2 separate regions of the Homo sapiens genome follow, and region 1 is linked to region 2. The links are chromatin loops, found by intact Hi-C in ENCODE. Cell type or tissue: heart left ventricle. All regions are shown on one strand. Each heading gives the region's core, and the rest is flanking DNA. Links, peaks and the distances in the headings are about the cores only. Region 1 has its middle 670 kb from the start of TSG1. Region 2 has its middle 590 kb from the start of TSG1.

The links. Hi-C counts contacts between places; a loop is a spot of excess contacts. Peaks named below come from ENCODE experiments on the same cell type or tissue, not always from the same donor. Only the 100,000 strongest peaks of a DNase experiment are listed, where the experiment ranks them.
Region 1: it touches region 2 in a loop (3-fold over the local background); 1 of 110 quality-filtered maps calls a loop at or near these places.

Annotation. Positions count from the first base shown.
Region 1 is chr6:94,371,628-94,382,953 of GRCh38, forward strand. No RefSeq gene overlaps it. Among named protein-coding and RNA genes, the nearest start is that of TSG1, 670 kb to the left of the region's middle. In heart left ventricle, for the core only: no CTCF peak of the experiment used is centred there; no DNase peak of the experiment used is centred there.
Region 2 is chr6:94,294,134-94,305,459 of GRCh38, forward strand. No RefSeq gene overlaps it. Among named protein-coding and RNA genes, the nearest start is that of TSG1, 590 kb to the left of the region's middle. In heart left ventricle, for the core only: no CTCF peak of the experiment used is centred there; a DNase peak (open chromatin) is centred at 6,498; H3K27ac peaks cover 231 bases.

The DNA of each region.
Region 1 (11,326 bases), core at 1,140-9,139, 77 kb after region 2:
GATACTTTTATGGGCATGCATAGGAAAATTTCATCTCACCTAAGGTGAAATGAAAATTGAATAATGACAATGAATTATATTAACAAAGAAAGACATGGGTGCAGCAAGAGTAGACAACTTTCAATGCATCAGGCAAAGATGTATTAGAAAAAGTGCAGTTGAGCAGGTAACAGATGAGGTTGGTAAGGAAGGCAGATGACATATTAGGCAGAAATGTATGGGTCACTGCTAGATGTTGGCAATTAATTTAAGTGTATGGAAAGGTATTGGAGAACTGTTGGGAGTTTCAGAGGACGTCTCATGACCCAGTCTAATGGTTAGTTATTACGAAGTTTTTCCAAGTTTCCCTTTTCTCCGCGAATTTGTGCACAAGAAACTGCTTAGCACAATTTCTCCATCTATATGTCAGTTCTCATTTATGGAACTATTCCTCTGTAGACTGATTTTGTTTGTCTCATTTTTGCACTGAGCACGGGGGTCCTCTGCCCTTGGTTCCAAAGCCTTCAGGTGCCAAAGCTGCTCCAGAACCCCTGGAAGAATTATCAAAGATGCGGTCCCTCTCTTCAATTCCATGGTATATTTTGTCCTTCAGTTCTGCAGGTAGCACTATTTATACTGACTCTAACAAGCCTCAAAACAACCATAGGATCCTACTTTACCCCTCTGTCTCTGAGAAGCTAGCATAATGTTTTCCATTCTCTGTCTTTGGACTTCTTTGTCTATTATGCTGCATTTCCTGATCATTAGCCAAACCAAGCACACAAGCAAGCAAGCAAGCAAACACACAAAGCCCATTAGGAAATTCAGTAGGGCAAATACACAGGAGTGTCTGGTTCCTGGCTCCACCAGGCCAATAACTGCTTGGGCCCAGCTAAGACAACTGCTTATGGAGCCATTTATAGAACACTTGTATCCATTAGACTGAGAGTAATGATATAATTTCTATACATTAAAGGGACTAAAAATAATTAAATGAAATTATCATATGTATTAAAGTAGTTTGATTTTTATCTGTATTTCTTTGAAAGTGGTTTTTTCATTGAAAATACTTTTCTCATTATAAAATATTTTTAAAATTGTGAAATATGCAGAAGCATAAAAAAGAAAATAGTAAACACTAGTGATCCTACCACCCTAAAAAAAAGTCTGCTAACATTTTTGAGTTGTCTCTTGTGTGTGTATTTGTGTGTATACGTGTGTTTGGTAATTATGGTTTGTACCACTTTAGAAGTTGATTTTTTTACTTAATTTATTTTGAGCAGTTTTCACAACTTAAGCATATTTCAAGAATTTGATTTCACATGCCATGTCTTAGTTTAAGTGTTAAATTTTAGGCCTATTTATGTTCTGTATTTGCTACATGTACAACAGCATTGTGCTTTTCTTTTTCCTCTGTTGAGTTTTTGCTTATATAAACAGATTATAGCTTGATACTATCATTAATGGTAATATCATTTTATACACAAAAAATCTACAATAATTTTTTGAGATATTTGCATGAAGTTTATTATAATATGAAAGTGATTACACAGATTTTTATCTGTTTTTCATTTGATACATTGGCTACTACTGTTTCTTTTAGTACATATAGTCCCACTCTAGGATTTTAGGCTTTAATTAATTTCTAAGTTTACATTGGAAAGTGTTATTGAATATTTGTATTTTCTAAGAAAGACATGTGGATACAATATTTTATTAGACAATGCTTATCTGAGAATAATTTTTACATTTATTTATGAATTTTTTGCCTCTCTACGTAAGAAAATTGTGTTTGGCTATTATTGTGTTGCTATAAAGACATACCTGAGGCTGAATAGTTTATAAAGAAAAGAGTTGTAATAGGTTCACAGTTTTGCAGGCTGGACAAGCATGGCACTGTCATCTGGTTGGCTTCTAGGGAGGCCTCAGAGAGGGTCTACCCTTGGCAGAATGCGAAGCAGGAGCAGGCATGTCACATGGCAAAACCACGAGTAAGACAGAGAGAGAACAGTGAGGTGCCATGTACTTTTAAACAACCAGATCTCACAAGAACTCACTATCACAAGGACAGCACCAAGGTGAGAGGGATCTGCCCCCATGATCCAATCATCTCCCACTGGGCCCCACCTCCAACAGTGGGGATTGCATTTCAATGAGATTTGGAGAGTCATACAAACTATATCAAAAATAAAACACATTTGCTATATCTAGAAATATTGTTTCCTAATCCCCATTGTCTTTGGCATTCTTATTGCCAGGGAGTTTAAAGTTGGCCAGATATTCCCCCCTTTTCTAAGTGCATAATTTTTAATTTGGAAATGTATAGGGATTCTTATTTTGGATTTTTAAAAGTGCTACACTTTCACAAAGGTATGTCTAAGTTTGTGTATCTTTTAATTAATATTCCTCTGTGAACCCTTCCTATGTGCAAATTCAAGTATTTAATACAGGAAGATTTTTGAAAATACTGTTAATCTGCTATTATATACTCTCTGTCAGCTTTGTTTCCTCCTTCTGGGTTGGCTCATCTTAATCAGTATTCCATTTTTCCCCTCTGACTTCTGAGATAATTTGTTTAAAGTTGTTATTTATTTCACTAGTTGCATTTTATTTAAAGTATAATCTGGTAGTCTCATCTCCTTTGTGGTTTTCGTTTAAGCAGTCATACTGTCTTTTCTATTTCCTGATCAGAAAGTCATTAGACTTGCATTGAATTGTGTTTGAGAACTTGAATGAGACATTTTCTAAACATTGCTTCTTATGATAACACTGCTTAAAATTGACCTTCGGAGTGGTTTCTTTCTTTTAAAATATAGCATTTGTATATACTCATGAGTTTCTTTTTCTTGTTACTTTCTTCATTGTGATTTCCTCGCATTCATATTTGAGATGAATTATATTTATGTCTTTCAGACCCAGACAAATGAAGAAGCAAAATATTTGATTTTCTGTGGTTTATTTATTTGGTTCATATATCCAGCAGCTTGAGGAGAAAACTGAAGTGGCTAAAACTCAATGTCATCCAAACAAAAAGTGTGGTCTTCTCTCCTAGATTTTCCCTCTACCATGTTTGGCTTGGCATTCCGCCTTGGTACTTGACTGCTTCCATTCTTTATGGGGCACGGTAGTTATCCTTAGAAACCAGCTTTAGCAGTGCCTTCCGTTTGTGTCTTTTTTTTTTTCTGGTGGTCTCTGAAGATTATAAACCAAGATCTATTGCCAATTTAGATTCTCCAAGAAGTGTAGCCTCTTGTACCTAGCTGTCTTGCTAGAATTGCCAGTGATTACGTTCCTCTTGATTTGCTATGACCCATCAGTGCTTCCTATCCTCATGCCGCAAAGTGAAGGGATATTAGTGGGGCTCCACTAGGTTCACTTCCTTTATTCCTCATGATATCTGTTTTTTCTCACAGGGGGGGCATTACTGTTATGTCCAAAAATTTCTAATTCTGGCTCTCTCTATTCTATATGTAGAAGACAGAAATTCCACTGAGATACTCAATTGTTGTGTCTATACTTTTTCACTTTTCAGAACTCACAGCACACACACACACACACACACACACACACACACACACACACAGATGAGTGTAGTGCAGTGGCACAATCACGGCTCACTGAGCTCTTGACCTCCCAGACTCAAGCAGTAATCCTGCCTCAGCCTCCCAAAGTGTGGGATTACAGACATGAACCACCATGCCTGACCTAATTTTTAATTTAAAACAAAAAAAACCCTCAAAAACCCACTTTTCCCCTTTGGTCCCTGAACACATTTGTTATATCTGTTGCTAAACATAAATTTCCTTTTTCCAAACAAAATTCGATTATTTTCTTTGAAGAAAAATGATTAAGTGGTTATTACTTTCACAGTCTTCTGGTTAATAATGCATATGTTTCTTCGGGGGTTTGGGGTGTTGTTAGGAAACACCACAGTGATGGGCATGCAGAACTTGTTTTCTAAGAGTATGAACCCTAACTGTAGATGTAAAACATACACAAACAACTAAGATGGAAAATAGAAAATGCCCCAAGTAATAAATAGGTACCAAAAAAGGTTGAAGGAGGGTGGAGCATTTATTAGACTATATACAGAAAAGGCAATGAAATTTTTAACTGTAACTTGCAAGAGGGGTATGGTTTCAGGAGTTAATTAGGAGAAAGGAAAGAAATTCAGAATTTGAGTGGTGTGCTGGAGAGATCGAATGTATTGGCATATAGTTGGCTTATTAGGATTGTTCATCATGATTTCCACTAGAACGTTTCCATATTTGCAGCTGAAACTTTAGTTTGTTATTACTTTTTAGGGCAATTTGTATCTTTGAATAAATAACTATTTCATGACTCATTCTTCTATAGTGTGTTTATGATAAAGTCATAATTTCAGTAGCTTGAATTGAAAGTTTTGCAGATATCAGCTTACATTGTTTTTATTATAAACGTTTCTCTTCTCCAACTGTTTAAGGGAAGAATTTGATCAAACAGGAAAGAGTAAATTTATCTTCATGAACTTTTGTTAGCAATGTTTCACCTACCTTTTCACTTTATACAAAATTGGATAACAACATAATCTAAGAATCTGAATCACTTTAACAAAAATATTTTTCTTGTTTGTACTGATAGCTTGTTTCCACAGCATTGCACTAATGAATTGAAAAAGAAAAAACAAAAACATCTTATTGCATGAAAGTTTAGTGATGTGTAAATGCATTTGGCAGCAGCATTGCTACTGACACTCCTTTCTTAATATTTAATTTTCTCCTCTACCAATGTTATTTTTTTCTCTTAAAAGCAAAATTTAAAGAGAAGCATTGTTTTCAAAAAGCTTATATCAGGTATTCTGTTTTTGTCCTTTTCTAATCAGAAAATTGTGACAGTTTTAAAAAATCAAGGGAAAATTTTTGAATCACTTAGTATTATTGAGTACCAGAATATTTTCATTAATAAACTGAGAGATACATAATCTTATTATGTACATTCAAAAATAGTATGTCATCATAATAGCATATTTACTCTTGATAGAGTAATTGTGAAAAGGCTTATTTTCTCCCTGCTACATATTATATTTTTATATGTTTAGAATTGCTTTAGTCTAATATAAAATCATTAACTCACAAAAGGCCTGTAACTTTATTCTTACATGCTTAAATGTTATTAAATCCTAAGATAGTGTAACATCAAAAGTAATGTATTAAAAAATTAGATAAATTTATGTCCAAATCTGAGCTTAAATAGTGACAAGTTGTATAATCCTGGAAAATGATTTCAATTCACTTCACTTCAGCTTTCCTATGAGCAAATGAAAATAAAATAACAACTAGTTTGAAGGGCTGTAGAGACTGAGGTACTTTGAATAACATTTCTAGAATATAGCGAAAGGTTAAATACAGTAACAGCTGTTAGTATTCATATTTCACTGTTGAGAAATCCCATCTTCAACTGATTTTATGATTGTAGTATTAACTGTATAAGTGTGTGTGTGTGTGTGTATTCACTTGTTTAGAGAAGGGCATTGGATTCCAATGGGCTGATTAAGCATATGCAACTTTCCTAATGTCAAGGCCATTGAAATGACAGAATAACAGTAACAAGAATAAAAGCATAATATACTAGGCAGCAAAAACAAAGGAATCTAGTAGTAGACCAGAATGCTTGAATATATCTTTAGGATAGAAACAAGTGCACTTGGATTGACATAATACATGAATAAAGGAAAACTTCATACAATTGCTACTAATTAAAAGCTAGTGTTTATTGAGAATGCGTATTTCAGGCAGTATGCAAGTATGTTACATTCATTATGCTAAATTTATTTTAACTCTCTGAAGTCAATTCTATATGTATTTTCATTTTACAGTGAAGAAAATAAAAGTTAGATATTTAGCCAGCAAGGTCGCACAACTAAAATAAGTCAGAATGCCATGTGAAGTCAAGGTTAAGTACATGTATTTGAGTATGGCTTCTGCATTTAGTGTGAGTATACATATAAAATTACTGTGTGTATATATATATATATATATATATATGAGTGCAAAATTAATTCCTATAACACATTCACACGGCTTTCTGTTATGACATAGGAAATTTTAGTGCACTTATACTGTTTCCTCTTCTCAGTTCTCAATAGAGTCTCTATCATTATTTTTAGTTAAATCATTAATTAGTTCACTGCAGAGTTAATTAGTGTACCACGATCACATTTATTTTATTTTTCAAATATTGTTTTCAATTTCCTCATTTTTATCACATATTTTGAAATCCCCATATCCTTAATACCTTTTTTTAAAAAAGAATAATGTGCCTATATAAGATATATTATTGAGTTTCCTGCTTTGCTCCACAGAGATCTCAATCCTGGGATCCTCAGTCCTTTTGCTCCGATTTGGCTTGCTCCCCAATTATAGTACTGATCTGTCATGTTTCTATTTTTATACTAGACCCACTGTTTGATGGTTATGAGGCTCTCTTCTTTCTTGGCATATGCTCATGTCATTTAGTGCACTTCAACAACTCCCATAATAGGTTACATGAGAGAAAACTTTTACAAGTCCCTATATTTCTTAAGTATCTTAATGATTCCTTTAAACTTAATTGATTAGTTGGCTTACACAGAATTCTAGGTGGAAAATTATTTTTCCCTTAAAATATTGAAGTCATTGTTCCATTATTTTAGTCTCCCGGGTTGCTATTAAGAAGTCCAATTCAGTGCCATTCTGATTGTTAATCCTTTATATACTCTTTTTTCCTGGAAACTTTTAGTGTCTTCATTTTATCCCTGGTGTTAAAAATCGCATAACAACCTGCCTGATAGGGAGTCTTTTTTATTAACTGTGCTATTCAATTAATACCTATGCCTTTTATTTTTGTGAGTTTTTCTTGTATTCATTTCTTGATGGTTTTCTCTCCTCTTCTCCTAGGCGTTCTGTATTTTACTTTTCTTTCTTTTTTCTTTCTTTTTTTTTTTTTTTGGAGCTCCTACTAATAGAACATTGAACTTCCTGAATTGATACTCTAATATTTTAATCTTTCTCTCTGTCCATATTCATTTTTTGTTCTACTTTTAGAACTCCTTAAATTTATCTTTAAACTTTATTAAATGTAACAATCATATTGTATTTAAAAGCATTTTCTTGTTCTTTTATTGTCCATTTGTTCAAAGTGCTATGTTATTATTTTATGTATGGAATGTTTTATCTGTCGTGTTACTGGGGGTTTTGTTTTTTTGTTTTGTTTTTCCTTAAGTTATTCCCTTGGTACATTTTTCCCTTTCCCTCTCTGTTGCTATTAAAGCATAAAGACCAGGGCTGTTCCTTCTTAAGTGAACTGACTGCTATAATTTGAATGACTATGTTCCCCCAAAATTCATATATTGAAATCTAATCACCCATGTGAGAGAGTTAGAAGAAAGAGAATTTGGGAAGTAATTAAGTCCTAAGTGAGGAGCTTTACTGGGGTGGGAATAGTGCCCTTATAAAATAGGTGCCAGAGAACTGCATCCTGCTTTTCACCATTCGAACACACAGAGGGCACTATCAATGAACCAGAAAATGAACCCTCACCAGACACTGAATCTGCCAGCACCTTAATCTTGAATTTCTCAGCCTCCAGAACTAGGATAAATATTTGTTGTCTACAAGCCACCCATTTTAAGATGTTTTGTTATAGCAGCCTGAATAGACTGATACTGACATTCACCTTGTGAGCCTAATTTCATTGCTGTCTGGAATCTGTACTTATCTCTCATCATAGCAGCCTTCTGAGATTTATGCACCTCAGCAGGATTTGTGAACCAAATTGCCATTTTTTTCTTCTAAATAGTTTCATCAGCATCCATGTTAGTTTATATCTTTCTAAATCGGGAAAGAAAAAATTTTATATATATATAAATGAAAATAAAATATATATTTATTTTATTATATAATATATAAAAGTATATATAGCATTTATGTTTATTTTATATAAATATATGTATATATTAACATATAGTTTTTAATTATATGTAATGTATAATATATTAAATATATATGTATATTACATATTTTATTTTCATTTATATATTAATATATTTATGTGTGTATATATATATATATATATATAATATAAATGGAAACTTACTCTAAGCTAACAGTTCTTCCCACAGAGTTCTGAAGAACTCTAAATTTAAGGTAAGTAATTCTAAAATTACAAATGGGCTTTGGGCTAGTACTCAGGGTAAATTAGATAACTATCACAAAAATATCTAAGTTGGCCTGACACCCCACAACTATTTCTGAGGCACTGGTAGTGGAGAGTTTGTCCATTGAGCATCCCCCAAACACCTGTCCTCTAAAGAGAGGTTTTTAGAAAAGCTCTGCCTGAGAAGACAGTTAGGGTGTTAACCTCAGAAGGAGAGAACCATGGCAGAGACTGAGGGAAACCCAGACTTTCGTGAAAGAAAGGAGAACCCTTAAGAGAAAAGGAATATCCAGAAGAGAATTACATTTACATGCCTGACCCCACAGAGAACAATACAAGCAAGATTTGGGCTTTTGAGGGAACCCATCTTTCCTGCTTGTTCACAATTTGCGAACCTCAAAGTGAAGTCAGCCAGTTAAAAATGCTCCCTTTATTCTTAGAGCCTGCAATCAAACATGCTAAAGCAGAGAAATACAATAAGAGACCTATACTTGACATTAGCAGAGGAAGTCCAGCTGTGTACACTAATTATGATAAACATCCATTCACAATGTCTGGGAGGAGACTAGCCACAGACCTGGAAAGAGGTGAAGAAAAACGACACCATGAAAAAGGAGCAAAGTGAAAAAGAGAACAATAACTCATTTTAAAAGTACTTGCTGATAGCTTCAAAGAGGTTCAAAAGTGTATTGTGCCCATAAAAGATTGTTTTGTAAAAGTAAAAAGGGCATCCAATAAATAAGATAATTAATAAAGAAGAAGTCCTGAAATCTTTAAACATAATTTTCTAAAAAGAAAACAAATGCATAAATAGAAAAACACAATGAACAGAGACAAAGACCAATATATTAATGCAGTAAATAAGATTAATAAAAAATTAACCCCCTAAATAAAGTAAACCCAGAGAGATAAAGAAATCAGAGGAGTTAAAAAAAATCCAAATTGCTTAAACCAATTCCTGTTCCTTGCACTTTTCCCTCAGGTTTCTGCTTCATGTGGTCTCCCTTGGAACATCCTCTGTTCTTGTTTATCCTTCATACGACCCCATATACTTTTCCTGTTTGGTAAATTACTGTCTCTGACCATCAGTTTTTTTCCATTCTGTGAGAAGTGTTGCTGTCGATATACTTATTCAGTTTTCATATGCTTGTTCACACTTTATTACGCTCAGTCTAAGATATTGAGTCAGAAATCTGATCTGCTATTACTAATTGTGAAAATGTTGCAAGTTAGCTCACTAATATCTCAGTATCTATTTCCTCATAGATAAAAATGAGTTGAATGAAGCTGAAGATCATAAGTCTGGATTAAAAGAAGCTTCTTGACCTTTGGTTCTTCAGTCTCACCTCTACAATACTACTGTCATGCCACACTTCTCCCATATCTTCATGTTCAGCATATTCCAGACATTTTCTATGTTTTTCCTCAGCCTAGAAGCTTCTTCCTCATTTACCCTGGTAAGCTTCAACTCAACTATCATGTTTCAGCCTCCTCTGGTGAGTCCACCCTAAACCACAAAAGTCTGATGGCTCTTTTTCTTTGTCTTCCAACAGTAATGTACATTTATTTCTATTAAAGAACTCATTACCATGTATCTTCTTACTAGTCTGTATTGTACATATCTTTGAAATTCCCCACACTCTGTGAACTCCTTGAGAAAAAGGAGGTTTTTTTTTTGATGTCCTGTTTCCAGACCTTATCATAGTTCATGATATGTAGACATTTGTTTGTTATACAATGAATGCATACTTCACTGGACTGCTGTCAGACAGCAATGAGATTACATATGTGACAATCCCTGGCATGTCCCCTGCACTCCATAATTACTAGTGTTATGGTTATTTCTGTACTGATAGCTAGTAGTCTCCAAAAAACAGAATCAATAGATATTTTAAGGAATTGTTTCATGTGAATGGGAGTTTTGCAATTTTGAAATTTGTAGGATAGTCTGGTAAGCTGGAAACTCAGGCAAGAGATGATGCTGAGTCTTGAGGCAGAATTGCTCCTTCCCCAGGAAACCTCAGTTTTTGTTCTTCATGCCTTCAATTGATTGGATGAGGCCCACTCACATTACAGAGAGTGATCTCTTTTTACCTAAATAAAAGTCAACTGATCAATCACACCTACAAAATACTTTCATAGCAAAACCTAGGTTTGCATTTTAATAATACCTGGATACTATAGTATAGCCAAATTGATATATAAAACTTCTGTACTTTCCCTCCTCCAATTGTGTCAAAGCTGGAAGTTTTGCTGCCTAATTTAAGCAGTATAAGCTTGTTTTAAAATGAAAGAAAATTTGGTTATTCAAGATCCACCCCATGAAATCTTACTCTAAACAAAGATGGTACCTAAGAATGGACTTATGTCTTGGGTGAAGGATACAAAACAACATTTATTTATTTTCCACCAATGATTATTATGATCAGGAGAGCCCAGAGGCATGAAGTTGATCTGAGGTACTGGAGAGTTTTAAAGTCAATCCAGCAGTTCCCAGCACTTTCTATAGCATAGACACCTCCTTTATCATCTCCTGAGGATGGTGACCTTTAAAAAATAATCATTAGCTTTTCTTAAATCTGAACTAAGTTCTCAGGAAACTGTAAGGTGCCCCCTCTCCAAACTGAAAGAGTCCAAACTTTCCCACATAAAATTGTATTGTTTCTAGAGAATTTCCATGGGAAAACTCTATGGTTATTCCATTATCAATTTACGCACATGTAAATACATGGAATCAAAGCTGCTGAATCTTACTAACCCAAAGAATTATAAAAATAAAACTGGAAGGCCTGTAATCCCAGCACTTTGGGAGGCCAAAGTGGCTGGATCACAAAGTCAAGAGATCGAGACCATCCTGGCTAACACAGTGAAACCCAGTCTCTACTAAAAATACAAAAAAAAAAAAAAAAAGAAAGAAAGAAACTAGCCAGGCGTGGTGGTGGGCACCTGTAGTCCCAGCTACTCGGGAGGCTAAGGCAGGAGAATGGCTTGAGCCCGGGAGGCGGAGCTTGCAGTGAGCCGAGATCATGCCACTGCACTCCAGCCTGGGCGACAGAGCAAGACTCCGTCTCAAAAAAAATAAAATAAATAAATAAATAAATAAATAAAACTGGAAGAAAATACAGGTTGCAGCTTTATGCATTATATTTTGTTTTTACCCAGATAAAAGTTCTTC
Region 2 (11,326 bases), core at 1,771-9,770:
GAGATGATACTGGGGAGGGCTTTCTTCGATAGGGGCTAAGCGTTGCAGTTCTGGTGCTGAAAGAAGCTTCATCCAATTCCATATAGAGGAAGCTCACTCCATCCTGTCCTCTCATTAAATATATTGCACAAAGCAGCTATCTGAGGACCCTGAGAGGTAAATTTGGTTGTAGGTAGATTGAGATCTATGCCAGAATATGAAATACTGTCAAATTGGTATTAAATGTTTTCTTCTGGTATCTCTCAACCTAGACTCAAAGGCAGCCCCAAATCTCAGAGTGTACACTAAATGAGAACAGAAAAAAGTCTCAATAGAATCCCTCTCTTTCTATTCTAAGGAGCAGAAATGGAGGCTCTAAGAGTCAAACCATGTGGAGAAAATTTTGTAGAGATTTTTCACCCTTTTTTCCTTCCATTCTCTCCTGAACTCGCCCCATGAAATCTTACTGTAGTTGAGAGTTGAAGTCAGCATCTGCTGATAGGCACCGAGATTCCAAAGAAAAATCCCTCTCTGTATCCAGCAGAGGTACGGGGAAGGAAAAAAACAAAACAAAGCAAAACAAAACAAAAACACCAGAATGCTATAGAGTGGAGAATCTAAAGGCCCAGCCTTTTGGTCCGGAAATTGGGAAGAGAAGCCTTTAGGGAACCAGAAAATGTCAGGAAGCTTGCAGATTGGTGAGAGCTCAAGAGAGCAATTTCATAAAGTCGTGTACAAACTCCTGGGTTCACCTCAGAGCCCAACATGCATAGATCCGACCCTAAACAGTAGATGATAGGTCTTGAGAAGCGAGCTACATGGTAGATGTTGGCACATCTTAGTTGGCACACAGAGGAATGAGCTGTACCCTTAGTTGGCACACTAAGTAGATCTGAATAGTACTTTTTTTTTAATAGTATAGCATTACAAAAACGGAACTGACATCAAAACCACACACTATGAAGGGACATGAGAGCTTGTTGTCTGAATCCAGTCTGACAGATTTTGTCCTTCAAAAAAAAATTGACAAAAGAACATTCATTTTTAGATTTAAATAAAGACCCAGAATCTCATAACATAATATCCAAAATGTCTGACATACAATCCAAAATTTGTGGCACACAAAAACAAGGATAATTCCAACACATAAGGAAAAAAAGATAGTTGAAGATGGCAACAATGTTGGAACTGTCATAAAGGTTGTGAATGCTGCTATCATAGCCATACTCTGAGAAGTAAGGGTAAATCCTCTTGAAACAAACGGAAAGAGAAAAAACTCAAAAAAGAATTAGATAATATAAAGGTTTTAAAAATAGTAACATTAGAACCAAAAATACATTTAGAATAATGAAAAATTCATTGGAGTTAAACAGCAGAATGGTGGTCAAAATAAAGAGTCAATGAAGCTGAAAATAAACAAAAGTATTGATATAAACTGAACAGATAGGGAAAAATTAAAAAAAAAAATAACAGAACCCTAGGAACTGTGGGACAATATAAGCAAGGTCCAACACTTCTGTAATTAGGATCCCAGGAGTGAGGGAAGATGCATGATGCTAAAGAAATACATGTATGTGAAGGAACAGTAAGTAAAAACGTATCCGTTTTTATAAAAGACAGAAGCTTATTCAAGAAGATCAGAGAATTAAACAGAATAAATTCAAAAAATTTCTGCCCAAGTGACAGATAATAATCAGACTACTAAAAAACAAATACAAGAAAAAAAATCCTAAAATAAATTACAAAGAAAGGATGCATTAAATCTATAGAGAAACAATGGTTCAAATAATTGTGGATTTTTCATCAGAAACCATGGAGGCATGAAGGAAGTGAATTGACATTTTTAAAATGCTGGAAAAAATCTTTCCAGAATGTATGTAGAGGGAAACAAAGAATAAAAAAAAGACATATAGTTAAAAAAAAAACTGTAAGAAATGAAAATGGAATAGTAAAAAATATTAAATATACTTAGAAATAGGAGACTAAAAAGACTCATATCTTCCAGAAGATAGCAAGAAAAAGAAAAGAGAAAGACAAAATATAAGGAACAGACAGAAAACAAATCATAAAGTGAAAGACCTAAATACGATTATAGTCATATGTTGCTTAATGATGGGGATACGTTCTGAGAAATTCATTGTTAGGCAATTTTGTTGCTGTGCAAACATCATAGAGTTTACTTACACAAACCTAATTGGAGTAGCCTACTACTCACTTACACTATATGGGATAGCCTATTACTTCTAGGCAACAAACCAGCACTGCCTGTTAGGGTACTGAATACTGTAGGCAATTGTAACACAATGGTAAGTATTTGTGCACCCAAACATATCTAAACATTAAAAAGGCACAGTAAATATACAGAATAAAAGATAACAAAATGGTACACCTGTATAGGGTACTTGTAAGGAATGGACTTGTAGAACTAGAAGTTACTCTGGGAACGTCAGTGAGTGAGTGGTGAGTGAATGTGAAAGGCTAAGACATTACTCTGCACTACTGTAGACTTTATAACACTCTACACTTGGGCTACACTAAATTTATTTTAAAAAATTCTTGCTTCAATAATAAGTTAACCTTAGCCTATAGTAATTTCTTACTTTAAAAACTTTATTTTTTTCAACTTTCAACTCTCACTTGTAATAACACTTATACTTACACTTAAAACACAAACACATTGTCCAGCTGTACAAAAAAAAATTTCTTTCTTGATATTCTTATTCTATGTTTCTTCCATTTTAATTTAATTTTTTTTTTTGCTTTTTACATTTTAAACTATTTCTTGTTAAAATGAAATCACCAAGACACACATTAGCTTAGGCCAACAAAGAGTCAGGATCATCAGTATCCCTGTCTTCCACCTCTACATCTTGTCACACTGGAAGGTGTTCACAGGTAATAACACACTTGGAGCTATCACCTCCTATGATAACAATACCTTCTTTTGGAGTACTTCTTGAAGAACCTGCCTAAGGCTGTTTTCCAGTTTACAATTTATTTTTATAAGTAGAAGGAGTACACTCTAAAATAACAACATAAAGTATGGTATCATAATACATAAATCAGTAAAACAGTCATTATGATCACTGTCAAGTATTATGTATACACAAAATTGTATGTGCTATGTTTTTATATGATTGACAATACAATCGGTTTGTTTACAACAGCGTGGCCAAAAATGCATAAGTGTTGCACTATGACATTACAATGGTTATGACATCATTAGATAGGAATTTTTCAGCTACATTAGAAACTTATGGAACCATCATTATATAAGAGATTCATCTTTAATCAAAACATTATTATGAGACTCAGAACCCTATATAAATAATTGCATTTTATGCAAATAGTCTAAAACTCTAATTGAATAATGAAAAAAAAATGGCAAGTGAAGAGAATTTGTCACCAGCAGAGTGGCTGTGAAAGAAATGTGAAAGAAAATTATTCTTATGGAAGTGAAATATACCAGTGAAATAGGCATATATATTTCACTGTTGTCTAACATAATTTTAAGGCCGGACTTGAGTACGGAATTAGAGAAAGCTGATGGAATGCGAAGCACTAACGTGAAGAGGCCCTATATGCACACAGTGGCTATGTTATGCCTGGTTGCAACCACCTTCCCTTCTTCTGAGAACAAGATAGAAATGATTAAACTGTATTAGAAGGATGAAGTTATGCCCTAGGGAGCACACTTCCAGATCAGGCTTGAGATGCTAGACTTCAGAGTAAAAGGACTTGTGTCAGATGGTCTCTAGAAATATGGAAGACTAAGATTTAGAAATAGAATAAACAAAGTAACTTAAAAAAAAAACCCTCTCCTAGGATCATCTTTTTACAACAGGAACGAAAACATTTTCCAGTTTAATATATTTCTGACTGAAAGTCATTGTAGAGTTGAACCTTAAAGAAAAGTAAATTTAAACTTTCTTTGCATAGTATTTTATCTTTTTTCCTAGGGTTAGAGGTGGGGACTAGAAAACATGATATAGTTTTGAATTAATATTATTAAAGAGGCAAAATTTCACATTTCAAAATGGCCCAAAATATTCCACTGTTCATTTTGCTGACAGGTGATATACTCTAGAGAATCAGGTGTGGAGGGTTCAGTCATAATAAGCATATATGCTGTGGGTCAGGTGACTCATGAACATGTCAAGCAGGCCATGTTCTTTAGCAGTTTCTGGTCTGGTTCTGCTATTAATAATCTTGCCGTGGAACTTAGGCACATAGCTAGGAATTAGGTAACCCTTCCCTATAACCTAGCCTACACCCCTTTGCCCACTCTCAAGCCAATCGGTCTGTTCATCTCAGTGCCCTTAGAAGGTGAAGGTTTGGGCTGGGCCCATTCACTCACGTCTGTAATCCCAGACATGGGATTTGGATCGTTAGAGGAAATAAATTTAGTCCATTAGAGGAAAAAATGAAAAGGAAGGAAGAAAAGAAGGAAGGAAGAAGAAGGAAGGAAGGAAGGGGAAGAAAAGAAGAAGGAAGGGAGGGAGGAAAGAAAAGAAAGAGAAAAAAGAAAGAAAGAGAAAGAAAGAAAAAGAAAGAGAAAAGAAAAGAAAAGAAGGAAGGAAGAAAAAGAAAGAATGAAGGGAGGAAGTATGGGCATTAGAAAGCACAAATATTATATATGTGTTAAATATGTGTGGTACATGTTAGAAAACATACAATTGTGTTATAAGGTTTACAGTGTATTTGGATATCATACATACAACTAGTACTGTATAAAGGAAATCTATATGTTCCTGAGGATTCTATAGTCTACAAAGATTTTTTAAAAAACTTTTGTGGAAAGTTCTTTTCAACATGAAATTTTCATAACTTTCATGATACATATACAATAAAGTCTAGTGAAGAGATGTCTATTTCCAGCCAAGATAAATAGGAAAGTTTCCTGAAACAACTTTCAAGAAAGGACAAATTATATAAAAACATGGTATTTCAAATAGTAAACATTAGCTTTGGTCCAATAAATTTATTAAAACTAATAGAGGAATTAACATATTAAAATAAAATTTTTAACATAGAATAAGAAAGTAAAGAAGAAAAAGGAATAAACATGAAAGAAATATGGAAAACAAACAGCAAAATTGTTGATGTAAGTCCAAACAGATAAATAATTACATTAAATGTGGATAGACTTAAAACTGTAATCCATCAAAAGGTAGAGATTGATGGATAAAAAGAAATACAACTGCTTGCTATTAAGAGGAGACATATTTTAAATTCAATGGCAGAAAATGGAGAAAGTAAAAAAACTATAGAAAGATATACCATGCAAACAGTAACCTTAAAGAAAACCCAGAATGGCTGTATTAATATCATAAAATACATATTTTAGGTAAGATATAGTAAGAGAAAAAAGAAGGACATTTCAAAATGACTGAAAATTCTATACATCAGGAATATATAAGTGTAAAATATTTAAATCTAACACATCCCAACCCATATAAAGCAAAAACTGATAGAGGTGAACAAAGAAATGGCAGTTTAACAATTACTGAAGATATCAATATAGTCCTCTTGATAATTTCAAGAACAATTAGAAAGAAAATCAGTAAGCGTATGGAAATCTTCAACAATACTATTACCATTTTGAAAAGACAATTTCAAAATACTTCACTCAATAACAGCAGAATATACTTTCTCTTTGAAAGCAGGTAGACTGTTATTCGGGATAGAACATGTGTCAAGACATACAATAAATCTAAATACATTTTAAGGAATTAAAAAATAAACAGATGAATAGAGAATATCAATAAAGCCAATAATTTACTTTTTGAAGAAATCAACACAATTCATTAATATTTAGGCAGATTGTACATGAAAAAAGATATAAAATAAAAAGCAATGAAAATGTATAGGATGTTACTACAGAAAAATAAAAAATGATTATCAGCAAGAATTAATATTATAAACAACTTCATGCCAACAAATTAGAAAATTACAGAAATCACTATAATTGACTCAAAAAATGGAAAATATTGATAGACAATAACAAGTAGAAAAACTGAGGAAGAGTCAGAGCATGATAGCCTAATAGAAGTCTCTAACAATCATCTGCCCCACAAGAGCACCAAATTGAACAACTATCCACACAAAAAAGCACCTTTCTAAGAATCAAAAGTCAGGTTAGTAATCACAGCCCTTGCTATTAACATCATATTAATGAAAGTGTCACTGAAGACCATAGGAAAGCAGTATTTAACTGCCGATATCACCCCTGCCCGCCAACCCCCAGCAGCAGCTACGAGGCGCAAAGAGAAAATTTGTGTGCTTGGGGAAGGGAAAGTGCAGTTATTGTGGGATTTTGCATTGGAATTCAGTGCTGTCCTGACACAGCAGAAGACAACATGGGGTAGAATTCAGCTGGTGCCAACAGCTGTCAAAATCTGAGTTCCTTCAAGCCCTGCCACCACAAGCTAAAGGGCTCTGGAGTTCTAAATAAACTTGAAAGGCTGTCTAGGCCACAAGGGCTCCAATTCCTATGCAAGTCCTGGTGCTGTGCCAGGCTCAGAGCCAGTGGATTTGGTGTGCACGTGACCTACTGAGATACCAGCTGAAGTGGCCAAGGGAGTGCTTTCATCACCCCTGTACCAGTCTCAGGCAGCACAGCTCCTGATTCTGCAAGGGATCCTTCCCTGTGCGTGAGGAGAAGAGAGGGGAGCGTAAAGAAGACTTTGTCTTATAACCTAAATAGCAGCTCAGCCACGATAGAATGGGGCACCAGGCAGAGTCCTCAGGCTTCCATTCCAGGATGTAACTCCCAAACAGCATTTCTAAATATATCCTGACCCAGAAAGGAGCCCGCTACATTTAAGAGAAGGAGCCAATCCTGGCAGAATTTATCACCTGCTGATTCAAGAGCCCTTGGGCTGTAAATAATCAGCAATGATAGCTTGGCAGTACTGTCCATGGGCCTGAGGCAGTGATGGCCATGGGAAGAGACTCCTTTGTTTGAAGAAAGGGAAGGGAAAAGTGGGAAGGACTTTGCCTTGTGACTTGGGTGCCTGCTCAGTTGCAAAAGAATAGAGCACAAGGTAGATGCCTAAGATTTCCAACTCCGGGCTCTGGCTCTTGGAAAGCATCCCTGGACCCACCCGGGGCCAGGGAGAACTCACTTTCCTGAAAGGAATGACACAAGTTTGAATGAAATTGCCACCTACTTACTGTAGAGAACTTAGGCCTTTTGGGGGAGCTAAAAAAAATTAAAACAATTGAAGTCATGGTGATAGAGAGTAAAATGATAGTTACCAGGGGCTGAGAAGGATAGTTGGTGGAGAGTGGGGATGGTTATTGCTTGTAAAAATTTATTTAAAATGAATAAGATCTAGTATTTGATAGCACAACAGAATGACTATAGTAAACAATAATTTATTATACACTTTAAAACAACTAAAATAGTTTACTTAGATTGTAACACAAATAAAGGATAAGTGCTTGAGGTGCTGGATACCCCATTTACCTTGATATGATTATTACACTTTGTAGGCCTGTATTAAAATATCTCATGTAGAAATGCAAATTAAAACCACAATGTGATATCATCTCACACCAGACAGAATTCTATTCTTAAAAGGCCAAAACACAACATATAATAATGAGACTGGTACCGGTTTTTCCCTTCCATGTTTAGTGCTTCCTTAATGGTGATCATTAAAAAGTCAGAACACAACAGATGCTGGAGAGGATGTGGAGAAATAGGAACGCTTTTACACTGTTGGTGGGAGTGTAAATTAGTTCAACCATTGTGGAAGACAGTGTGGCAATTCCTCAAGGATCTTGAACCAGAAATACTATTTGACCCAGCAATCCCATTAGTGGGTATATACCCAAAATATTATAAATCACTCTACTATAAAGACATATGCACACGTATGTTTACTGCAGCACTGTTCACAATAGCAAAGACTTGGAATCAACCCAAATGTCCATCAATGATAGACTGGATAAAGAAAATATGGCACATATGTATCAAGGAATACTATGCAGCCACAAAAAAGGATAAGTTCATGTCCTTTGCAGGGACATGGATTAAACTGAAAACCATCATTCTCAGCAAACTAACACAGGAACAGAAAACCAAACACTGCATGTTCTCACTCATAAGTGGGAGTTGAACAATGAGAATACATAGACACAGGGAAGGGAACATCACACACCAGGGCCTGTAGGGTGGGTTGGAAGCTAGGGGAGGAACAGCATTAGGAGAAATACCTAATGTAGATGACGGGTTGATGGGTGCAGCAATCCATCATGGCACATGTATACCTATGTAACAAACCTGCACATTCTGCACATGTATCCCAGAACTCAAAGAATTAAAAGAAATAATAATGAGACTCTGCTTTAAGTTAAAACAGAGCTACCATTCACATTCAACCCCGTAAGCCCATTACTGGGTATATACCCAAAGGAATATAGATCATAATACCAAAATGAAACATGCCCTTGAATGTTCATCACGGTGCTGTTTACAATAGCAAAGACATGAAACCAACCTAGGTGTGCATTGATGGTGGATTGGATACAGAAATTGTGGCATATATACACCATGGAATAAAATGCCGCCATAAAAAAGAATGAAATCATGTCTTTGCAGCAACATGGATGGAGCCAGAGGCCATAATCATAAATGAATTAACACAGGAATAGACAACCAAATATCTCATGTTCTCACTTATAAGTGGGAGCTAAACATTGTGCACACATGGAAATAAACCTGAGAATAGACCCTGCAGACTACTAGAGGGAGGAAAAGGGATGTGATTAAAAAAACTACCTATTGGGTGCTATGCTCATTATTCGGGTGCAATATACCCATGTAACAAACCTGTTCATGTACTCCCTGTATCTAAAATAAAAGTTGAAATAAAAAAAAACACAAACGAAAAAACCTAATTTATCCCTTAAGTATATATACCTACTATGTACCCACATTTTTTTAAAAAAAAGAAGATGGTAAATAAAATCTTCCCACAAAAAATGCAGCCCCAGATGCTTCGTTAGTAATTTCTATCGAATATTTAAATAAGTAGTAGCAAGCCTACATAAACTTTTTCAAAATAGTCAAGAAGGAGGGGACACTTCTATACTCAATCTATGAATCCAACATTACACTGAGAACAAAGCTAGTCAAATAAATCAAGAGATTAAATGAACAAATATACAAAATTTCTCAATGACATATAATCAAACTAAACCCAGAATCAAATATAATCAATGATAAAACATGACCAAGTAGATTTTTATAATGGGCAAACAATGAATAGACACTTTATAAAATAACATATACAAATGGCAAAAAAAGAACATGAAAAAATGTTTGACATCATTAATCATAAGGAAATGTTACAATGAGATGCCACTACACTCTCCTTTAGAATGACTATAGTCATAGAGACACTTAATGCTAGGTGTTGTCAATGAGGTAGACAATTTGACACCCTTATACATTGATGGTGAGAACATAAATTAGTGCAGTCACTTTGGAAAGCTGTTTGGCAATTTTGTTGTTCTTGTTAAGATTAAGTAAAGACTTACTATATAAATCGGGAATCCACTCCTACCTATATACCCAAGAGAACTGGAATTATATATTCACAAAAAGACAGATTTGTGAATTTTCATAGCTGTTTTATTCAAAATAGCTGAAATTGGAACCAATTCAAAAGGACATTAACTGGTGAATGGACAAATAAATATGGTTTATAGTGGAATTACTTTCTGCAATAAAAGAGACAATACATACTAAAAAATCATTAGGTTCAAAATATTATGCTAAGTGAAAGAAGCCAGATATAAAAACTTACATAATTTGGTAGTCAATGTATGTGAAATTTCTTTTTTCCTTTTTTCTTTTTTTCTTTTTTCTTTTTTTTTTTTTTTTGAGACAAAGTTTCACTCTTGTCACCCAGGCTGGAGTGCAATGGCGTGATCTTGGCTCATTGCAACCTCCACCTCCCGGGTCCAAGCAATTCTCTTGCCTCAGCCTCCCAAGTAGCTGGGATTACAGGTGCCCGCCACCACACCCAGCTAATTTTTGTACTTTTAGTAGAGATGGGTTTCACCATGTTAAAGGCTGGTCTCTAACTCCTGATCTCAGGTGATCCACCCATTTTGGCCTCCCAAAGTGATGGAATTACAGGCATGAGCCACTGTGCCCTGCCAGTATGTGAAATTTCTAGACAAGGCAGAACTATAAAGACATGAAGCAGACCAGTGGGACTGGAGCACTTCCTGGGACTGAGGATGGGAGCAGCAATTGGCTACAATTTATTTTGAGGGAAGTTCTGGGAGCAATGGAAATGTACTAGAAATCTCTCTTGATCATTGTACAACTCCTTTTTATTAAACGGTACAGTTAAAATAGATTAATTTTATGTTAGTATGATTAAATAGATTAATTTTATGTTAGCTTATAGTTTATGTTAATATATTATGACTTAATAAAGATGTTAACAAAGGCAGAAAAAGATTTAAAAAGAACACTTCAAAAATAACATACATAAGGCAAATACCTAATTAGTATTCAAAATAATTAGTCATTAGACTAAAGCAAATTAAAACCACATGGAGCAGTTTTTTCATTGCCCAAACTTGAAAGCAACCAAGATATCCTTCAGTTGGTGAATGGATAAATAAACCACAGTACATCTGCACAATGGAATATTATTCAATGCTAAAAAGAAATGAGCTATTAAGCCATGAAAAGACATGAAAGAAACTTAAATGTATATTATTAAATGAAAGAGGCCAATCTGAAAAGGCTACATACTGTTCAATTCCAACTATATGACATACTGGAAAAGATAAAACTATGGCAACAGTAAGAATATCAGTGCTTACCAGAGGATGGGGGGGTGGGGGGGTGGTGCCTAGATGGGGCATCAAGGATTTTTAAAGCAGTGAAACTGTTCCGTCTGCTACTACAATGGTGGATATTTGTCATTATACATTTGTCAAATCCATCTAATGTACATCACCAGGAGTAAATCTAAATCCTAACGTAAGCTAATGATTTTGGGTGATAATGATGTGACAGTGGAGGCTCCTTGATTGTAGTAAATGTATTACTCTCGTGTGGAATGTCAATGTTGAAGGAGGCTGTGCATGTGTTTGTAGGAGAGGGTACGTGGGAACTGGCTGTATTTTTTGCTCAAATTTGGTGTGAATCTAAAACTGATCTAAAAAATAAAATCTATTACAAAAAACACAAGGTGCTGCTACACACATGTCAGATTGTCTAAATAAAAAGTCTGACCATATGAACTGTTGATGCAGTTGTAAAGGAATTAGAGCTCATATACTGTTGCTGGGAACGTCCAATTTTAAAAACACT